2 separate regions of the Homo sapiens genome follow, and region 1 is linked to region 2. Evidence: read pairs that join two places in POLR2A ChIA-PET (ENCODE). Cell type or tissue: Panc1. All regions are shown on one strand. Links, peaks and the distances in the headings refer to the core of each region. The heading gives the core; the rest is flanking DNA. Region 1 has its middle 18 kb from the start of RGS10. Region 2 has its middle 48 kb from the start of RGS10.

Region 1 (2,905 bases), core at 204-2,703, 66 kb after region 2:
AACAGCATCCCAAGGCAGAAGAACTTTTCTTAGTACAGAACAAAATGGAGTCTCCTACGTCTACTTCTTTCTACACAGACACAGCAACAATCTGATTTCTCTCTTTCCCCACATTTCCCCCTTTTCTACTCGACAAAACCGCCATCGTCATCATGGCCCATTCTCAATGAGCTGTTGGGTACACCTCCCAGACGGGGTGGCGGCCGGGCAGAGGGGCTCCTCACTTCCCAGAAGGGGTGGCCGGGCAGAGGCGCCCCCCACCTCCCGGACGGGGCGGCTGGCTGGGCGGGGGCTGCCCCCCACCTCCCGGACGGGGCGGCTGCCAGGCGGAGATGCTCCTCACTTCCCAGACGGGGCAGCTGCCGGGCAGAGACGCTCCTCACTTCCCAGACGGGGCGGCTGCTGGGCAGAGGGGCTCCTCACTTCTCAGACGGGGCGGCCGGGCAGAGACGCTCCTCACCTCCCAGACGGGGCGGCGGGGCAGAGGCGCTCCCCACATCTCAGACGATGGCGGCTGGGCAGAGACGCTCCTCACTTCCTAGACGGGATGGCGGCCGGGAAGAGGCGCTCCTCACTTCCCAGACTGGGCGGCCGGGCAGAGGGGCTCCCCACATCCCAGACGATGGGCGGCCAGGCAGAGACGCTCCTCACTTCCTAGATGGGATGGCGGCCGGGAAGAGGCTCCTCATTTCCCAGACTGGGCGGCCGGGCAGAGGGGCTCCTCGCATCCCAGACAATGGGCGGCCAGGCAGAGACGCTCCTCACTTCCCAGACAGGGTGGAGGCCGGGCAGAGGCTGCAATCTCAGCACTTTGGGAGGCCAAGGCAGGCGGCTGAGAGGTGGAGGTTGTAGCGAGCCGAGATCACGCCACTGCACTCCAGCCTGGGCAACATTGAGCACTGAGTGAACGAGACTCCGTCTGCAATCCCAGCACCTCGGGAGGCCGAGGCTGGCAGATCACTCGCGGTTAGGAGCTGGAGACCAGCCCGGCCAACACAGCGAAACCCCGTCTCCACCAAAAAAATACGAAAACCAGTCAGGCGTGGTGGCGCGCGCCTGCAGTCGCAGGCACTGGGCAGGCTGAGGCAGGAGAATCAGGCAGGGAGGTTGCAGTGAGCCGAGATGGCGGCAGTACAGTCCAGCTTGGGCTGGGCATCAGAGGGAGACCGTGGAAAGAGAGGGAGAGGGAGACCATGGAAAGAGAGGGAGAGGGAGACCGTGGAAAGAGAGGGAGAGGGAGACCGTGGAAAGAGAGGGGGAGGGGGAGGTGGAGGGAGAGGGGAGGGGGGAGGGGGAGAGGGGGAGAGGGAGAGGGACTTTTATTTTATTTTTGAGACTGAGTTTCGCTGTTGTTGCCCAGGCTGGAGTACAATGGTGCGATCTCAGCTCACCGCAACCTCTGCCTCCCAGGTTCAAGCAATTCTCCTGCCTCAGCCTCCCGAGTAGCTGGGACTACAGGTGTGAGCCATCATGCCCAGCTAATTTTTGTATTTTTAGTAGAGAGGGTGTTTCTCCATGTTGGTCAGGCTGGTCTTGAACTCCCGACCTCAGGTGATCTGCCCACCTCAGCCTCCCAAAGTGCTGGGATTACAGGCGTGAGCCACCGCACCTGGCTTAATTTATTTTTTGTAGAGATGAGGTCTTGCTATATTGGTCTCGAACGCCTGGGCTCAAGTGATCCTCCCACATAGGCCTCTTTTTTTTTTTTTTTTTTGAGACAGAATCTTGCTCTGTCACCTAGACTGGAGTGCAGTGGCATGATCTCAGCTCACTGCAACCTCCGTCTCCCGGGTTCAAGCAATTCTCCTGACTCAGCCTCCCAAGTAGCTGGGACTACAAGTGCCCGCCACTACACCTGGCTATAATATTTGTATTTTTAGTAGAAACAGGGTTTCACCATGTTGGCCAGGCTGGTCTCGAACTCCTGTCCTCAGGTGATCTGCCAGCCTTGGCCTCCCAAAGTGCTGGGACTACAGGTGTGAGCCACAGCACCTGGCTTATCTCGGCCTCTTAAACTGTTAGGATTACACGAGTGAGCCATGGCTCCCAGCCACAATTCAAATTTTGGAAAACCAATTATCTGCCCTAATTATTACGCTCCAGCCAAACTACCCAATTTTTTTTTTCTTTTTGCATTCCTTCCCCACAAGTTACTCTGTGTCAAGTTTCTAATGTTGAGTTTCATCATTTCACTGACAACAGGCTTCTAAAACCCAGGAATACTTAAGATCTATTGGTATTTCTTTGGGTCAAATTGGTAGAGCTAAAGTACATTGAAGTCATTCAAATACATTCAAACTACACAGATTCCTTATAAATTACTGGTATCAAGAAAGGAAAAGATTCAAGAAGACATTACAGAATTCATCATATGTTATCAGAATTACTGATGTAGTCTATCCTAGCATAGAGTAGCTTTCTCAACCTATTGCATAAAAATTACCAGCAAGAAAGAATAGTACAAAATAAGGTTTATGGCTAAGTTGGCTCTGTATCATAATTATCCATTCTAGCATTCTTAGAAGGATCCTGGCTGGGCCCAGTGGCTCACACCTGTAATCCCAGCACTTTGGGAGGCTGAGGCAGGTGGATCGCTTGAGCTCCGGAGTTCAAGACAAGGCTGGGCAACATGGTGAAACCCGGTCTCTACCAAAAATACAAAAAAAAAAAATAGCCTGACATGGTGGCATGCGCCTGTAGTCCCACCTACTCAAGAGGCTGAGGTGGAAGGATCACCTGAGCCTGGGAGGCAGAGGTTGCAGTAAGCCGAGATCATGCCACTGCACTCCAGCCTGGGCAACAGAGTGGGACCCCACTTCAAAAAAAAAAAAAAAAAAAAAGAAGAAGAAGAATCCCACCTGTGATAAAGGCAATAACTGCAGTCACATTTGAATGGCTCATTTCT
Region 2 (2,905 bases), core at 261-2,760:
TGACTAGGCTGGTCTAGAACTCCTGACGTCAAGTGATCTGCCCGTCTCAGTCTCCTAAAATGCTGGGATTACAGGAATGAGCCACTGCGCCCGGCCTCCAATCTGTGTTTTTATGACAAAGGCATGGATTGGCCATGAGCAATGGGCAGCCCTGGGGTGGCAGGCTGTGAATGAGGGGGAAGGGGCTGCCTCGAGGGGTTCGGTCCCCTCCTCAGGAGCTAACACACAGCCTGAGACCTGAAGGATGAGAAGGAGCCGGCCACACCAGGGTCTGGAGGAAGCCACTCTGCGCATTGGCCGTGGCCCACGCAAAGGCTGCGGGAAGCAACATCCTGCCTTGCTTCCGGTCGGCTTCAGGCCTGTGAGGCTGGGAAGGGCCAGTCGTGGAGGATGGAGGGTGAGGTGGGACTGAGCTACATGTCCCGGGCCTTGGTTATGATCTGAATTTTGATGTTGAGAACAAGAAAAAGACACAAAAGGGGCTTAAGAAGAGTGAGCAGCATGACCAGGTTTGTTCTTTTAAAAAACTGGATACTAGGCCAGACGCGATGGCTCACACCTGTAATCCCGGCACTCTAGGAGGCCAAGGCTGGAGGATCGCTTAGGGTGAGGAGTTCAAGACCAGCCTGGGCAACATAGGGAGACCCCCATCTATACAAAAAAAAAAAAAAATATATATATATATATATATATTATATACACACACACATACACACACACACACACACACACACACACACATATATATAACAAATTAGCCAGGTGTGGTGGTGTGTGCCTATAGCACCAGCTACTCAGGAGGCTGAGGTGGGAGGATCACTGGAGCCCAGGGGTTTGAGGCTGCAGTGAGCTATGATCACACCACTGCCCTCCAGCCTGGGCAACAGAGTGAGACCATGTCTCTTAAAAAAAAAAAAAGAAGGATACTAGATGAAGATGAGGAGCAGGGGTGTGGCGTGAGGAGGACAGACCAGCTAGGAGGAGGAGCCTCTGGGCAAGAGATGAGGTGACCTGGTCAGGGCCCGTGGCCATGGAGATGGCAGGCATGGACACGGTGAAGCTATATTTTGGAGAAGAATCTAGAGGACTTTCTGATGATCAGATGTCGAAGTGCAGGACAGAGGAGACTCTCAGGCCACTTCCAGCTGCCCCTACCCAGTGGCCTTGTGGGAATCAGGAAAAGGGCTCCTCTAAACAAGCATGCAGCACAGGGCACCCGTGCAAGACCCTCACCCTGAGACCCTCCCTTGCAAGTGCGAAGTTGCTCAAGCCCCTGATTCTCACTCAGAGACCTGGTCAATTTTGGACTTGCAAAGCTTGTAGTGTCTGTGGCAATCCAAGGGGAGCCCTGGGCTCTGCCCAAGGTTTAGGGACCATTTCAACACAGTGATTCTACCCCTGGCTCCAGCTGTGTGTGAAGTTTCTTCCCTCCCTGCCTGGGCACCAGACTTTTTACAGTACTCACTGCATTGGACGCAACTAACCTTGTGAAGAAAAGAGTTTTTAAAACCCTGGAAGCTAATGTTACAAGACTATTTAGCACTTAAATAAATGCAAGTTCTAGAACATCTGCAGCCAAAATGAAAGTAAATAATGACAGAATGTGAGTCATGAGTAGTTTGCAAAGATTGTAAACAAAGCATCCTCCCAAATTCAGAGCCATGGCCTGAGAGTTGGGTACCAATTAATCAGCCCTTAACTCTATCACACACAAAAGGACACGTGTCCTCATTAGCAAGTCATGAGGGGAACTTAGCTAACTGACTGTCACTTTGCTATCTGGAGTTCACTTAAAACTGAAATAAAAAGCTTATTCCCTGAAGAACAGAGCACTCATGCTCACATTGTTTGAAAGAATCACTTCACTGCCAGTGTCAACATGAAACTTAACATCCTGATATTTATGGGAAAGGCAAAACAACCCCGCTCGTAAACTGAAGAGATGAGCCCAACCACCCAGGCATGTCCCATCAGTCCCTCTCCCAGGGGCTGGTCACTTTCTTTCTGATGGCAGTTGTTGGTGCAGACTTCATGTCCTCTCCTAGCCAATTGCTCTCCAAGGGCAGGGTTAATGCCTCATTCTTTCATCCCCCTACATTCCTGTGTCTAGTATTTGGCCTGGATGTAATAGGTGCACATTAAATATCTGTTGTGTGAGTGGATGAGCATCTTTCCCAAAAGGCCAATGTTCACTCCAGCCCTGGACTTCCCGAAGGCCCTGTCCAGGCAGAGGATGGACCAAAAAGGGAGCTGGGTAGGAGACAGAAGGTTTGGCTCCTGTCCCAGACTCTGCCACTCACAAGCATGTGCTCATGTGAGCCACGTCATCCATTTTGGTGTTCCCATCTCTAAAACAGGAGGAATAGCTGTCCCCCCACTTTTTAAGGGTTTGCGATGACGCGATGGGAAAGAAGCACTTGGAAAGGGGTTCCACAAGTGTGATGTGGTTCCCCTCACACCTCAGAGGGGAGTTCTGCAATTGAGAAGGCGGGGCAGTGGAGGACCACGGTTAGACATGGTGTGCAACTTACTCTCAGAAAGCCAGCAGGTAAGCAGAGTGGATTTGGAGGTATAATGAATGACTGCAAAGTCACAGAAGACAAGGCCACCCAGGCTGTGCTCTCTGCACATGGGAACTAGAAATCAGAGTACAAAATATGGAGCCAGCAGATAACACAAATATGGGAGTGGCCTGCTGTAAGGCAATAGGGAATGGTGGGGCCTGCAGCCAACTAGAGATTACAATCATGCTCTGCTTCAGGCATTTGCAAAAAGATTTAAAACTTACACCCCATGAAACAGCAAAACGCATCTATGGCCTGCTGGCTGGGAGTCTGAGACCCCTGCAGATGGCTGTATCAAGCATGTCTTTTTTTTTTTCAAATGGAGTCTCGCTCTGTGGCCC

What was found. Peaks named below come from ENCODE experiments on the same cell type or tissue, not always from the same donor. Only the 100,000 strongest peaks of a DNase experiment are listed, where the experiment ranks them.
Region 1: POLR2A ChIA-PET joins it to region 2 with 13 read pairs; 4 of 35 experiments call an interaction of 5 or more read pairs at or near these places.

The regions. Positions count from the first base shown.
Region 1 is chr10:119,559,254-119,562,158 of GRCh38, forward strand. No RefSeq gene overlaps it. Among named protein-coding and RNA genes, the nearest start is that of RGS10, 18 kb to the left of the region's middle. In Panc1, for the core only: no CTCF peak of the experiment used is centred there; no DNase peak of the experiment used is centred there.
Region 2 is chr10:119,493,047-119,495,951 of GRCh38, forward strand. No RefSeq gene overlaps it. Among named protein-coding and RNA genes, the nearest start is that of RGS10, 48 kb to the right of the region's middle. In Panc1, for the core only: no CTCF peak of the experiment used is centred there; a DNase peak (open chromatin) is centred at 1,745.